Regions from separate parts of the Mus musculus genome. Here region 1 is linked to region 2. A link is a loop called in an ENCODE intact Hi-C map of the cell type or tissue named here. Cell type or tissue: heart. All regions are shown on one strand.

Region 1 (8,000 bases), 200 kb before region 2:
CACAACAACAGCAATGAGACAGTCTTAAACTTTTATTCAAAAAGACAGCCAGGAGCAGGAAATCTGGCTCTGGACAGTAGAGACACTGAGGGGCACTGTGTAGGAGACCATACAGGAGGCAAGGATCAACTTGTGACCTTCACATGTGACTGATGATCGAGGGCATGATCCCTGGACTCTGTAGGAGGCCCAAATGGCTGCTCTCTTTCCTACCAGAGAGCCCATGAGTTCCCAGGATATTGTCAGAGCCCCGGACCCTCCAGCGGTTGCTTGGGTTCCTGACGTCACAGGTTCCGGGCCTTCTCTGGCCACAGTGAGAACAGAAGAGGCCACTCCTGCTGATGTCCTCCAGGAGCAGTGTGGCCTTTCGGGTTTTTTGGGGTGGGGCCCCTGATGTACACCAGCATACTTCTGCATTTTTGCCCTTCCCTGTTCTGAGTGAGGCTGGCAGGGAACCTCTCCCGTCTCTTGTTGCAGTTGCAGATCAAAAAGAGATCCCAGGGCGGATTCTAGGGAGTCAGCGGCCCTGGGAAAGTTCCAGGAGCTTCCGTCTCTCCACGGGGCGTGAGGAATCTGCATCTGGCTGGCTGCTTCCTTTCACTTTTATGGTCAATGCCCTGGCACTCAGGGATACATCCTGCACTTAGCAGCCTCGGAAACACCCTCCGTGTGTGTGTGTGTGTGTGTGTGTGTGTGTGTGTGTGTGTGTGTGTGTGTGTGTGTGTGTGTGAAGTCTCTCATTGCCTGGAGGCAACAGGAGGATCCTGGAGTGTGGCAGGTGGAGGGGAGCGTCTAGCTGTCCGTACACCACATCCATGGGACCCGCTCATGTAACTCAGAAAGACCAGAGACCTGCAGCAGATAGGTGCGCATCTCCCTTCTGGGGTCCTTCATGCGATCCTGGGGGTGGGGCCTGGTGGTCACATGGGGGACAGCTTGGATGATTCCATAGTTTCTGGGTCTTTCTGGACGTTCCATCTACTCCTGCTTCCTCCCAGCCTGGACAGGTGGCGCAGCCTAGCATGGCCTGACAGTGTATTCTCCCCCCCACCCCCCCGCCCCCGCGCGCGCGCATCCCCTCCTCCAGCCCTTGGCGCCAGGCCTCCTCTCCTGGGAGCTCTTGTTTGGTTTTCCTTCCCTGCCACAGGCCAGGCTGCCCCGACCATTTCCAGATGGTCCAAGACAGGGGCCAGAAATCTCACAGGTGGGTCTGTGCTAAGCTGTTGCAGCCACCACACCTTGGGTTGATTCTCTCAAGCCCCAGCCCCATCTCAGAATGGCAGCTTGGCCCTGGCACTCTGCCTGCCTGCCGCCGTTCAGCTGTTCCTTCCCTCTGGCTCCTTTCTCCCCTGGCCTAGATTTACAGGCTCAGCTGCCCTCACATTTGCATGCCGGTCACTTTAGGACCTAGGATGTTGGAACCAGCAGCAGGGGGACCTTAGCTTCAGAAGTCCAATCTCCTAATCTTACCAATAGGGAAACTGAGGCCTGAGGAGAGGGAAGAGCATGCCTGAGATTAAAGCCAGGTCCAGGCCTTGGTTTTCCCAGTTCTGTCTTAGATGATTTATTGTTATATTTTATTTACTACTGGTGTGTATGTGTAGGTGCGTGCACGCCAAGGCATGTGTATAGAGGCCAGAGGAAAACCTTTGGCAGTCAGTTGTCTCTTCTTCCTTGATTTCTGGGGGGGATGGGAACTCAGGTCGTCAGCCTTGGCAGCAAACATCTTTACCTGCGGAGCCATCTCACCAGGCTGTCTTGGATGTTTCTCAGAACCCTCCTGTTTGTTTGTCTGCTGTGTGACAATCTCACGGAGCCCAAGCTGACTTTGAACTCTGTATGTAGCTGAGGGTGGCTTCTGGTCCTCCTGCCTCACCTCCTGAGTATAAGGGCTATCGATATCCAACACCACACCCAGCTTATGTGGGGCTGGAGCTGGGGCCCCTTGCTCGGGTTTACCATTGTCAGATCCTGTCTGCTCATTGTCATCTGGAAGGGGGCTGCTGGTGACATGTCTGACACTCCCCTCATCCACTGAGCCATACAGGTGTCTCTGCATCTGCAGACTAAGGAAACCGCTGCTGCTCCAGATGTCAAACACACACATGCCTTGTAAGGACAGGAAGGGACTGTGTCATAGACCCAGCAACACTGGCTGTAAAGCTGGCTGAACTTACTCTGCAGTGCTACGTCTGGTTTTGCATCCTGAAGGGACAAGTTTTCCCCTACACGCTCCGACATGCTAGACTCATGACCTTCTAAATGGTGGCGATCAGCAATTCAGGAGTCTGCCTTTTAGGGTCAGTTCAGTCAGGACACTTCCTTGACTCTAACACAATTCAAGGTGCATGGGGCTTCGTGGTCCACGTTTCCGTGTGTGTCGAGGAGACATCTGATCCTCATGAGGTCTTTAGAAAGAGGAAGCTGGCATTTGGATGGGGCTGCTGGGAGCCCAAGGTCACACAGAGGAAGAGTCTAATTTTAGCTGTGTTCATTTTAAGCCAACCAGTGGTACCACCCCTGGTACCATGGCTTCGCCAGACTAGGCATCCCTGGGGTGCCTGATTTGGGCTTGTTCATTTCAGCCCTTCTTCTCAGGAGCAGGGGGCGAAAGTAGAGGCTGAAGAGATGCCTCAGTGGCTAAAAGCACTTGCTATACAATCATGGCATCAGATTCCTACTTTCATGTAACAGGCTAGGCATCTCTCCTTTGCTGGTAACCCAGATCTGTAGGGTTTACTGGCTTCCAGTCTAGATGAGAAAAACAAAAAAACAAAAAACAAAAAAACAACAACAACAAAAAAAACAAGAACAAAACCCAAAAAACAAAAAACACCAAGGTTCAGAGAGAGACCTTGCCTAAAAGAATAAGGTAGAAAGTGCTAAAGGATGACACATGGACCCTCTTCTGGCCTCTGCACATGTGCACTGGTACACACACACACACATACACACTAATGGGCACATAACACTTACATGGGCACACACACTTTAAAGATTTTTAAAAGATGTTTTAAAGAATCAAAGACCAAATAAAATGTTCGAGAACTTGCTTCCTGGGCAAGGGAGATCCTCCTGTGGGGATCAGACTTCTGGGAAGGGACATTTGTAGTACATTGGAAGTCCTGACCAGACGATAGGTGTCTTCCAGGCTAACACTTGTCCACTGTGGGCATCTTTTATTTGTTCGGGTTTATTTTATTTTTTGAGACTGGGGTGCCTCGTATCCCAGGCTGGCTTTCATTAGCTATATAGACAAAGATGGCCTTGAACTCCTGACCCTCCCGCCCCCACCTCTCCAGTTCTGAGATGGCACGCATGTGCCACCGGTTTATATAGCATCTGATCAGTGGGTTTGACGGTCAGTTAAATGTTCTTGCCCTGTCTTTATAAAAAGTGAATGAGAGGGAAGACTGGAAATCTATATGCACAATTTAAAAAAAATTTTTTTTATTTATTTTTTGTCTGTCTTGGAGGAGTTGTGGGGTAGGTGTGTAGTTGCCATGTCTAGTTTATAGAGGTCAACGTTAGCTCTCTCCTTCCGCCATGTGCGGCCCAAGGATCAAACTTAGGTCAGTGAGCGTGGTGGCAAACACCTTTACCTTCTGAGTCAATTCACTGGCCCAGGAAAAGTACTTTTCATTAAATTTTATTATAGTAGTAGTAGTAGTAGTAGTAGTAGTAGTAGTAGTAGTATTTTGAAACATGTTTTCACTATGTAGCCCTGGCTTACCTGGAGCTCTATGTAGACCAGGTTGACCTCAAACTCACAGAGATCCTCCTGCCTCTCTAGTCCTAGGATTAAAGGCATGGGCCACCACTCCCAGCATATTTTAATCAATTTAAAAATCACATTGTTATTATTATTATTTGTGTGTGTGTGTGTGTGTGTGTGTGTGTGTAAGAGAGGGGAAGGGGTACACTCATTCCAAGGTATGGCTGCAGAAATCAGAGGACAACTTTTCAGGAGGTTCTCTCATGAAATGCAAAGCCTGGCTTGACAGCGTACACTCCCTGGGTTTGGCAGTTCCCTTTTAAAGAATTCAGAGACCTTTAAAGTAAAATGTGTCACCAAGTGGCACGTCGTGTGGTTTGGTTTCACCCCACCTACCTTTGCCCGCTGAGCCATCTCTCGGGCCCAGGGGACGTCTGTGAGTGACTTGTGGTCTGAGCCAAGCAGCACATGTCGGTCTCTGCAGTGAGAGCTTTGGGCAGTCCTGCTCCGGGCTGCTGCGGTTTTTTTTGTTTTTGTTTTTTTTATGCTGCGATCCTGGGAACTCAGGATTCCTTGGACAGTTCCCAGAAAGCAGCTCAGGCTTTGCAAGGACAGAGCTCAGGGGTGGGAGGCAGGGCCAACAGGAAGGAGGAACCGCTTGCAAATGTTCCCAATATACACTGGCTCCCGAAGGTCCCTTTAAAAGAATTCGGAGACCTTAAAAAGTAAAATGTATTACAAAGTGCAGAACCGCTCTTCACGCAGCCGCCTCAGTTCTTCTTAGAAGAAACAGAGAGGCAGGAGTGGGTAGGCGCCAAATCTTACTTTGATGAGTGTTCCCAAATGGGGACAGTGATGGTGTTCCAAAGGAGGCTAGGCAGTCAGTGTGAGGTAGGGAGCTGGCCTGGAACCCACGTCTGCAGCACAGACTGTCTTGGCTGAAGGCCACACTGTGCATGCACTAGGAACACTCTTTAGGAAACCCCCGCTGCTATCTGTCAGCAGCCCTGCTTGTAATGCTGACACAAAGTTATCGTTTCATCAGGGCTGAAGAGACAGTTTAAGGTGATTAAGGGCACTGGCTGCTCTTGCACAGGACCTGGGTTTGGTTTGGTCTCCAGAACCCACATGGCAGTTCATAACAGCCTGTAACTCCACTTCGAGTGGAGGATCAGATGTCCTCTTCTGGCATTCTTGGGTACCTGCACACACGGCACACACATACACGCAGGCACTCGCATACAAGTCAATTAAAAATAAATCTGTTTCTAAAAGCACACTTGGTTCAAAGGCAGCACTTATCTAGCACCCAGGCATAATAACCTACTTCCTGCTTCATCTCTGCTTCCTCCTCCTCTTCCTTTAAATATTCTTGTTTTGTTTTTTGTTTTTTGAGACAAGGTCTCACACCTACTCCCAGGCTGGCCTCATACTTGCCAAGTTCCCCATCTCGACCTTGAACTCCTGAGCCACCTGCTGTGCTGGGTTTACAGACATACCCTCCACACCCAGTGTAGGTGGTGCTGGGGTTCAAACACAGAGCTTGTGCATGCTGGGTAAGCTCTCCTCCAGTGAACTATATCCCAGTCCCTGTCTGTCTGTCTGTCTGCCTGTCTGCCTGTCTGTCTCTCTCTCTTTGTCTCTCTGTCTCTGTCTCTGTCTCTCTCTGTCTCTCTCTCTCTCTCTCTCTCTCTCTCTCTCTCTCTCTCTCTCTCTCTCTCTCTCGTGTGTGTGTGTGTGTGTGTGTGTGTGTGTGTGTGTGTGTGTGTGTGCGCGCGCGTGCGCTCATGCGACCAGGATCATCAGCCTGACTTCTCCCAACATATGTTGGTAGAACCAGAACTCAAACTTCCCATGGTGGGCCAGTGCCTTTGCAATCATGGTCTCATGTAATACCCAGTTCTGAAAATCTCCAGAAGGGTCTGGTGTGTTCTCTGCTGGACACTTGGAGTAACTGCTGGGACTAAACCCTGGCTGGACCTTGCATATGCTAAGCGACTAAGCTACAGGTGTATATACTCTCAGTGGAATCTCACATTTTGGCTAGCTTCTTCTTCTTCACCTTAGGTCTGGAGAGGGGCTGAGAACCGACTCACCCTCTTCCCATGTGTTTTCCCTGCCCCCACTGTCTGGCTTGAGTAGGGTGTGGACCTAGACTGTTGCTATTCGGTGGAAGGAGCCTGATTTGTTTGTTTGTTGTTTTGTTTTGTTTTGTTTTCTTTTGTCTTGTTTTGAGACAGGGTTTCTCTGGGTAGCCCTGGGAACATTATTTTTAAAAAGCTCTCAACCTCTCCCTAGAAGAGCAATCCGAAGAGTCTTCAGGTCGCCCCGTGAACTGCTGTTTGCGGTTGGGAGTCATGGGTTGGAACTGCCTCTGCAGTTCAGCAGTGCAAGTGGTTGTCTGGGTTCCACGCCTAAGCATACGTAAGAATATTTGCATAAACAAATTGACAAACAAATGCATGGTTTCAGTCCTTAGTGACTGAGTCTGCTATCTACAGAGAGGCAGCCCCAGCTCCCAGGGACGCAGCCTATGGTCCCGAGGGCGACAGTGGGGAAAGTACCTCTAAGTTGGAATCTGATCTGGGGACCCGGGACCGGGAGGGAGCAGGGGTTAACTCAAACTCAAGAGTGCAGGAAAGAGCTTTATTTTATTTTAGAGACAGCATCTCATGTGGCACAGGCTAGCCTAGAACCATATGGTTGATAATGACCTTGAACTCCGCATCCACCAGCCAAGTGCTGAGATCTCCCACCACACACCTGTTTGAGGCTAGGCTGGGAATTGAACCCCAGGACCTCACGCTCGCTAGGCAAGCATGATACCTACCCGTGCTAGATTCCCCAGCCTGAGGGAAAGAACTCCTAAGGAAGTGGGGTCTGAGCTGAACTGGGAAGGGGAACGAAGTTCAGGTGACAGGCAAGCAACCTGGTGGATGTAGCAACAAGTTCCGGAAGTAGTAGAGTTAAGTTCCCAAGGGCCCATAGAGCTGGGAGGGTGGGCTGGAAAAAACCTACGGAATTTCCTTCTGCAACTTATTTTAGTGGTGGCACTCCCCTCCCACAAATTAAAATAGAGCTGAGATGCAATCCAGGGCTCCATTTTGGGATATACTCCCAAAAGAGTTGAGCTCAGAAGAGACATTTGTGTTCACTGTTATCTGTGAGAGATAGAACGTGGAAGGGGTGTTCACTGGCAGACAAACAGACGGAATGTGACCCGCTACCTGAGGACTTTGTGCTAAGAGACAAAAGCCTGTGAAAAGACAGGCCGGGGAGGGGGTTGGTTCTCAGCCTGTCATGCATACTCAAGGACCTAAATTGAGATCCTCATGGCAGAAGGGGAGTGCATTGCTGGTTTCCAGGGACAAAGGGAGGGGGACAGTGAGCTGCCCTGTGCTGGGGAGGGGTTCGGTTTTTACAGTGTGAAGAACTGAATGGATCCGTGTGCTGCCTGTCCCTGATGGTTGGCCTATGACATGAGTTTCCTTAATGCCAGCAAACGGCATGCTTAAAACTTGGTAAGGAGGCTGCTGAGATGGCTTAGTGGGTAATGAGCTTACCTAGTAGTCCTACCCCACCCCCATCCCCCGAATTCTGTTGCCAGAACCCATGAAAAGGAGGAAGCCACACTGGTGTCCTCTGACCTCCCACAGGTCAATAATATTTCCTAAAACTTGGTAGGATAATAGAGCTTATATCACAAAGAACAAATTTGTGCAGTAGAATTTTTCACAATAAAAAAAAAATTGAGGGACGGAATCATTTTGGGAACATGGCTCTGCATTCCTCGAGTTTTCTGACAGATCAGGCGAGGCTCTTGGTTTTGGGGCACAGGGCACACAGGAGAGGCAGTTCCTGTCTTCCTGGGGAGCAGGGAGGGGCCCGTGAACTAGGGAGCAAACGGTTGAAATTAGTCAGCAAGCCCCGCAGACAGAGCTGGGCTAGCATCTTCAGGGCGTTCTTGCAGCCTGCAGACAGGCCCAGGCAGCCGTCCTGGTTCTCAGAACTGGCCTCTTCAGAGACCCTCTGCCCTCCATCCTCCCAACTAATGATGGACCACTGCTCAACCCTGGACTTGACTCCCAGGCCTTGGTCCCAAGAAGCTGCGTTCTACTTCCTTCTTCCTGCTCACCCTGGTCAGGGAAGTCTGATGAGTTTTCACTTCCTATTTTCTCTGCTTTTCTGCCCAGATTGTCCAAACTATCTCTCCCCCTCCCCCTCCCCCTCCCTCTCCCCTTTCCTCTTCCTCCCTCTCCCTTCCTCCCTCTGTGTCTCTCTGTCT
Region 2 (8,000 bases):
TAATTCTCCTGCCTCTACCAACCACAGTGCTAGGGACTATTTTTGACACAGGGTTTCTGTATGTAGCCCTGGCTGTCCTAGAACTCACTATGTAGATCAGGCTGGCCTTGAACTCAGAAATTCGCCTACCTCTGCCCCTCAAGTGCTGAGATTAAAAGCGTGTGCTGCCACATCTTCCTATAAATATATATATAAAGTTTGGATGCTTGTGATTCGAACTCAGGACCTCATGCTTGCATAGAAACTGTTCTTACCCACTGAGCCATCTCCCAGCACATCCCTTCTCTTTTTCAAAGTGCTGTTGTTTTCTTAATAAGACTTCATCCCTCCCTAGGAGACAGTTATACAAGTAAATGTGGGAGTCAGAAAAGAGCCCTATCAGTGATGACTAAGTCTGCTTAGCTCCCTCCCCACTTGCAAGAGCGTCAGAGTTGGCTCTCACTCGCTCAGCCTCCATAGAAATCCTTTGCTGAGGGGGTGATTTTTTTTTTCCTGAAGATCATTCTTCCCTCATGACCAAATGCTAGAATGTGCCACCAGAATAGATCTTCCCTGCTGCCAGACTCCGTGCTCACTACACAGAACTCATGGTCATTATAAAGCGACTCTCCTAATGAAGAGCCAACTGGTGTTTCCTGGAAGTTCTATCTCCAGTCTGTCTCCAGTCAGAGCCTATCAATCGCCTTTGCTTTTCGTACCCTCGCCATTGCTTTAGTGTCTAAAAGAGAAACAACGTTTCCCTGAAATCCAAGGACTCCCAAGAAGGAAGGGAAAAAAATCGAATGAAACATAGTCTCCAACTTGCAGCTCCGGTGCTGGTTTTAGCAACCAGCCCTCCAGCAGGACCACAGCCCACTGCCTCTGAGATGGGTGGGGCAGTAAGGACCTGCCGCACCTGTCACAGAGCCTCTGAAATATGAGGAAGTTCACCTAGGGCCGGGAGATAGGTCAGCCGGTAATGTGTTTGCCATGCAAGTGTAAGGACCTGAGTCCAACCCCTATCACATTTATAAAGAGTCTACTCCACAACTTCCAGGCTAGTGAGAAATTCTATCTCAAAACACAAGGTGAACAGTGACTGAGAAATGACAGCCAACGACCTCTGGCATTCATATGTATGTGCATACATACCACACACACACACACACACACACACACAGAGAGAGAGAGAGAGAGAGAGAGAGAGAGAGAGAGAGAGAGAACCCAAGAGTTGTTTACAGAGCTTTCCAACCTGAATATAATGCTCCATGCATTAATCTCAATACTCAGTGGGCTGAAACTGGAGGATTACTAACAGTTACAGGCTAGCCTGAGCTATCTAGTGAGATCTTGATCAACCTGGGTTACAGAGTGAGACTTCTGTCTCAAAACAAAACAAAAGAAAACAAACAAAACAAAACAAAAACAAAAACCCCCAAAACCTGTTGAGAGAGTTTAGCAGGTAAAAGTGCTTAGCTAAGTGCCGTCCCTAGGTACCACGAAAGGAAAGAACCAACCGTTAACAATTGTCCTCTGACCATCACTAACACATGCCCCAAAATAATAATAATAATAATAATAATAATAATAAATAATAAATAATAAAATTAATAAATGATTTTTAATGAATTAGGGAGTTGCTCACCCAGAAGTGTGTCCTGAGCTGAAGCAGCAAGGCTCCTGTGATGATCGCTTTCCCATGATGTCACAGATACGGGAGAAATGGGAGAAATCCCGTTACCTTGTATAAGGTGTCCAGCCCCAAGATTTTACCCATGCAAGCTAAGTAGGATGTTAACTAGAGCTTAACACACAAACTCTCTTTAAAGAATTCAAACTTGAACCCCAGATTCATCTCATATGGATTACTTCTCAAGACAGCAGACCCATCAGTTGCTCTCATCACAGAGAAGTCAAAAAATAGATGCAAAACTGCTCATAGTGAAGGCACTTTGAGTCCCGCAGCACTATTAGATGCCATAACTTAATGCCCAGAGTGCAGCAGATACCTGTGATCACAGCCCCGGAGAAGCTGAAGCAGGAGAATCTCCAGTTTGAGGTCTACCTGGACCACATGGCAAGTTCAAATCCTTGGACTGAAAAGGGAGACTATCTCAAAAACAAACCAAGAAATGAGTCTGGTGATATGGATCAGACAGTAAAGCATTGGGCTAGCAGGCGCAAAGCCCTGAGCTCAATCTCTAGCATCATATAAACAGCATCTAAGGGTGCAGATCTTGTTCTCCCAGCATTTAGAAAGCTAAAATATCAGAAATAGGTCATCTTCAGCTACACAGGGAAGGGGAGGCTAGCCTGAGCTACTGACATCTGTCTAAAATAAATACATCACCCTCACCTACACAAGGAGGATGAGGCTAGCCTGGGCTACCGACATCTATCTAAAATAAAGTCATATGTTTATGACTCCAAGGCTCACCAGAGTTTTGAAAGTCACCTATGCACTTTATGAAGACAGTCTAGACAAACCTAGGCAAGTGCAGATGTAATTTAAATGTTGAAATCTCTGTGTGCCCCTCCCCTATCCTTGGTCTCTATTAAATATGTAAACTGTGTTTCTTTTAAAGCAGCTAGACTGAACTACCCAACACCAACTACTTGTAACTCCCTTGGTCTTTAAGAAATCAAAACTCTCTAAACTTAGTTAGCATCTTTATCAGACTTAGCAACCTTACAAAAAGTTACATTTTTCTTTTTCTTTTTCTTTTTTTGTTTACTCTGGTAATCTTTATTAAAAGTTTAATTTAGAACATTAAAGCAACACAATATGGTTTGTTTGTCCAAATATTACAGATTTTTTCAAAAACTTCCTTTAGTGTGTATAAGTTAAGAAAGCGTATTATACCCAACATGATTTTCTACGGGGACATTTTATAGCAGGGTTTGATGCTAACACCAGCTCTACACATGCAATGACAACTGGCTGAGGCAGCTGATAAATGCTTCTGAAACACACAGGAGTCATTGTCTTACTCAGGGGACCTGGGGTCTTCTGTGAAACCATGCTTCTGAAAGGCTGAGCAAGGTATAACTACAGATTTCTTCTGCATCCATTATACTCTTTCAAATACCTTTTCCTTCAACAATGTTTGTGAACACATCAACAGTTACTGATCAGGTGTCTTCCTCTAAGCATCATCCTGTGGCAGCCAGCAGCTTCTCTGGTCCCCTCTGTTTTCACAGTGTCACTTTTTAGCTTGTGCTTTCCAGGTCTTCTGTACCCTGCCTCTGGGAGTGGGCAGTATCTGGGTACCCAGCATTGCCCTGTTATCTTAGTGATGCATCTGTGTCGGAGACTCTTGACTCCAAAGAGCAAGGCTTCCCCCAGGTGCTTGTGAAAAGCAGCTTTTTGGATCCCAGTGACAAAGGACAGGTCTGTCAGTCTAGGTAGAGCCTGGAAATCAGCATTATGGCTAGTGACCTTGCAGTTGATGCCAGAACACCATAGCTTTGAAGGTTTAAGAGTTTGTTACCGCCGGACAGTGCACGCCTTTAATCCCAGCACTTGGGAGGCAGAAGCTGGCGGATTTCTTGAGTTCGAGGTCAGCCTGGTCTACAGAGTGAGTTCCAGGACAGCCAGGGCTACACAGAGAAACCCTGTCTCAAAAAACAAAACCCCCAAAAGAAAAACAAACAAACAAACAGAGTTTGTTATCTGTCTATCTATTATCTATCATCTATCAAGGAGGGAGTCTTACTATAGAGCCCTGGCTATCCTGGATGTAGACCAGGCTGACTGAACTCAGAGACTGGCCAGAGATTTACTTTAGTTTTAAGTCTGTGTGTGTGGGGGAGGGGTATATATGCTCATGAGTGCAGATGCATAAGCAGGCCAGAAGAGGGTCTAGGATCCCTGGTGCTGGAGTTACAGGCCTTTCGTGACTTGCCCCTCTCTACCCGGACCCTACACGGATGCTAGGATGTCAGTCCTCCACAAGAGCAATAACCACTCTTAATAACTGAGCCTTCTCTTCAGACCAGCTTTGCTGTTCTTGAAGTGACAGACTAGATGACAGAGACAAATTCTCTCTGAGCTCCTCCTTTCCAGCTCCCCCCATTCCTGACGCTTTGGGGAGGAGGTCACCCCTCTGGGATCCCCATCAAAGAGGCAACATGGAGATCTCTCTGAAATCCCTCTGAGGTGGAGAGTCCCAGGCATCCGCCGGATCAGGCAGCTATTGTGCTGAATCATCGTGTAACAGGACGACCCCCTTCCCCTTTCCCAGTTCTTTGGGGACCTTGAGAACTGGTAGGGTGCCATCTCCCTCATAGCAGCTACCCCACTTTTGAATGACGCCAGTCATGATAGCCCTGGAGACAGTCTCAACTGGGCTCCAGTGCTAGGGTCCACCTTCTTCAGATTCCTGCCACCTTATCAAGAACGCCCAGCGGTTCACTACCAGTGGTCTCCATGGCAACCGACAGGGTGTCAGAGACACAAACCCCTTTCAGAGAACGGGTTGAGAGCCGCGCCCCTCTCCAGTCCCTGAACACACAGCCACCTCCTGCGAGCGGACCCTCTTCCCTCCCGAAGGGTTGGGACACCCCCTTCCCAGGTTCCTTCCAGAGGGCTCCTGGGACTCAGCGTCACCCAGAGGTCATCAGAGAGAAGTTGATGGTTTTTCACTGTGGGGGAGGGAGGGGAACGATGATGAGGAGCTGGGGAGCGGAATGCACTTGACCCCCCTACCCCCCTCCGGGGATAGAGAAGGACCCGGCACGCGGCAAAGGCGGCGGGAGCCAGCCCGGGGGCGGGCGGTCCCCTAAGTCCCACCTTCAGGGCGGCGCCTGGCGGCGGGGAGTGTCAGGAAGAGGAAGAGCGCGGCCGGGAGCGCGGCGCAGAGCAGGGGCCCGGCCGAGGCAGCGCTGCGCGGGCCACCATGGCCACGGACGAGTTGGCCAGCAAGCTGAGCCGGAGGCTGCAGATGGAGGGCGAAGGCGGCGAGGCGACGGAGCAGCCGGGGCTCAACGGGGCGGCGGCGGCGGCGGCGGCCGAGGCTCCCGACGAGACTGCCCAGGCGTTGGGCAGCGCGGACGACGAGCTGAGCGCCAAGCTGCTGCGGCGCGCGGACCTCAACCAGGGCATCGGCGAGCCACAGTCGCCCAGCCGCCGCGTCTTCAACCCCTACACCGAGTTCAAGGAGTTCTCCAGGAAGCAGATCAAAGACATGGAGAAGATGTTCAAGCAGTAAGTGCCCCTGCACCCGGTTCCCCACCACCCTAGACCCGGCCTCGGGCCCTAACCTCCCGTATCCCCAATTAGATTCCCCCAGAACCCCGTCTCACCAGGGTGGGGAACTCTGCTGCTTTTCTAAAGAGCCACGAGGCTTCCAGACCCACCACCCCAGCACGCAAGTGGATCTGGGGAGCTCCCGTTCCTGACATGTGACCCCTCCTCCTGGTGATACTGCCCTCGGAATAGCCCACGCGGATTGGGGGCTCCCTGAGGTTCCTTCCAGATAATCGCAGGTCCCCAGCGAGTCACTACCACCACACAGGGTACCGACCTCCTTCCCACTGTTAATGTTACTGCACCCACCACCCTACACCCAAACATATCGAGAAAGGGAGAAAGGGCCGGTGGCTTCCCTTCCGCTCCGTCCTAACTACTGGACTCCCTACCCCCACCGCAATAAGGCAACCCTACTGCCTCTTAAGGGGACATTCCCCCCGGCACCCATGCCAGACTTGTGCCTTTTACTGGGTCCTTTAATTTCTTCTGCTTAGTTATGGACTCTCTCCTACTAGGTTGGGTCCACAACCCCCTCCCCCCAACACACACACACACACACACACACACACACACACACCCTCAGCTATACTATGTTTACTTACTGTGGGTGAAAACTCTTCAGGCCTTTCCATTCCCGCCCACCCTGTTGACCAGGTTCCATTTCCTTAACACTGTGCGGTCTTGCTAGGGAAGGGCTCCTCTGTCCCTGTCCCCCAGTCTACAAACATGTAACTCCCCTATCATCAGGACAGAGTCCCCTGGGACTTAGCCCCTCTTCATACACTGTGAGTCCACCTTCCTCCCCTCCCTCCCTTCTCCCCCATTACCCCGCCCCCCCACCTCGAACCCCTTCACTCCGTGGTTGTGCAGTGGTGACTCCCCTGCCCTTTATCAGAAGGCAGCCCTCTTCCCCAGTGACAGTTCCTCCCTTCCCAGACAATCCCTGGAGCCCATTCTCTCTCTATGTGCCCTGCCTAGGGTCTCCAACCCCTGCCTTCTACTTTCTATGATTCTAAGCTGTACCCTTACCAGATTAGGATGTCCCCAAGACCTGTGGGCTCAGCCATTCCACACCCCCACAAAATCCAGCAATATGGAGATGGGGGAAGAGTACCCATAGGGGTAGAGAAGATGCAAGTGCCCCTCCAAAGGACCGGCCTCCCGTCTTCCTAGTAAGCCACCTATGTTCCTGGAAAGGAAATGGTCCTCCAGGCACCAGGCTGGAGCGGATCCCAGAGGGGACCAAACCACAGAAGCTGAGCTTGGGGTGGGGTACGCAGGGAATCCCAAAGCAGAAGACAGCCAGCAGATTGAGAGCCCCAGCCACACCCCACGGACAGTGCCCAGACACCCATCAGGAAGCCCGGAAAGGGGGCGTTCCCTCCAACCAGGGTCCAGAGAGGATTTTCCCATGTCCCACTTCCTTCCACACCCACAGCCAGTCCTCATAGGGAAAGAGGACGTTAGGTCCCAGCTATGGGTGACTAGAAGCTTCCTGATGCCGCTATAATGCACCCCCCAAACTTCTACATGGAGGTTCCAGGGCAAGAGGATACCCTCTGACTTCAGTCTCCACTGACTGACCAGGCTAGAACGGCAGGAATCCACACTCCTTGCTTTTGAACCTTAGGGCAACGGTGACTTCCAGGTTGATCCACCCTGTGGATTCCAGAGAGTTACTTAGGTGTCATAGATCTCTGCAGAGATAGGGCTGGGGCCTCCCAACAGTCCCGTGACTCAGGACTTTACAGCTACCAAATGATAGGATCAGGATTCGAACTCGGACCGGTAGCTTCAAAAGCCATGGCCTTCCCTTCTGAACTGTCTCTCACAGATACCTGTGTCAGTGTCTCGAAACACATCCCAACACCTCTTTGTGTGTGTGTTCTGTGTGTGTGTATGTGAGACTGACCTCCCCCCTCCACCATCCACCACCAGCCCATTTTACATTTCCTCCTTCTCTTATCTTTCGGCAGTATTCTTATCCCCCATACCATGGCGCTGTTTTAGGGAACCCAGATACCCCCAAAGAGCAAGCTCGGGAGAGACCACTTTGATTTGCGGGGAACCCGTGGGGAGAATGGTCTGGAAGCTGTGCTGTACTGTTTTACCCAGGCTGTTTTGGGGGGAAGCAGTTTAGTTGAGAGGTGCTTAGAGGGTGCTGGCCTCCTCAGAGCTACCTCTTGGCACTAGTGCTGCACGCTGGGGTGCTGGGAGGGGTGACAGGGTAGGAAGGGGCCAGAAAGCTGGACCTCAAGAGAAGGAAGTGCCACTCGCCAGGGTCCCTGGCTGGGGCGCAAAGCTGCTGATGTTGTATTCAGGGAAACAAGGCCTCACTGTGCCCCATGAGCCCAGCCCAGCCGAGTCCGGCTGGACACAGCCCCAGAAGGCTTCTCAGAGCACAGAATACACAATCTGCTTCCACTGTGCAAGTGGCTGCTGCCTCCTGGGGCCCAGCAGGTCCCAGGATCTCAGCCAGGGCTCTGTTGAGAGCGAGTGCAGGGAGGAAGTGGAGCCGGTGGCCCTGGAAAGCGGAGCTGGCTCTTCCTTGGCAGCCCAGAGCTAGGAGGCCGGGCTTCCCACCTCATCGGGAATCCCACCTCAGGTCCTTGTCGGCCCTGGACCTCAGTCTGCCCCAGTGCAAGAGGAACAGGCTGTGTGTGATGATCCTCAAAGACACGCCTGTTCTAGCCTCGTTTCTAAGGGGTCTTGAGCACTGATGCTCTCTAGAACTGCTTCGAAGTCTTCTGGTCCATCCATTCAGTGTGGA

What was found. A loop is a pair of places that touch in the nucleus more often than their neighbours do. Peaks named below come from ENCODE experiments on the same cell type or tissue, not always from the same donor. Only the 100,000 strongest peaks of a DNase experiment are listed, where the experiment ranks them.
Region 1: a loop joins it to region 2, with 1.8 times the contacts of the local background. A loop is called at or near these places in 2 of 42 quality-filtered maps.

Annotation. Positions count from the first base shown.
Region 1 is chr4:142,074,289-142,082,288 of GRCm38, reverse strand. The region is part of intron 1 of Tmem51 (transmembrane protein 51); the gene reads left to right. Among named protein-coding and RNA genes, the nearest start is that of Tmem51os1, 6.0 kb to the left of the region's middle. In heart, no CTCF peak of the experiment used is centred here; DNase peaks (open chromatin) are centred at 778, 868, 2,468 and 4,248; H3K4me3 peaks cover 587 bases; H3K27ac peaks cover 3,750 bases.
Region 2 is chr4:141,871,745-141,879,744 of GRCm38, reverse strand. Efhd2 (EF hand domain containing 2) reads left to right here and starts at 4,825. Exons shown (of 4, transcript NM_025994.3): 1 at 4,825-5,185. The coding sequence starts at 4,878. It overlaps Gm46874 (a long non-coding RNA gene), which reads left to right. Exons shown (of 3, transcript XR_001784482.1): 3 at 1-61. In heart, a CTCF peak has its summit at 4,740; DNase peaks (open chromatin) are centred at 4,774, 5,434, 6,584 and 7,504; H3K4me3 peaks cover 4,037 bases; H3K27ac peaks cover 5,276 bases.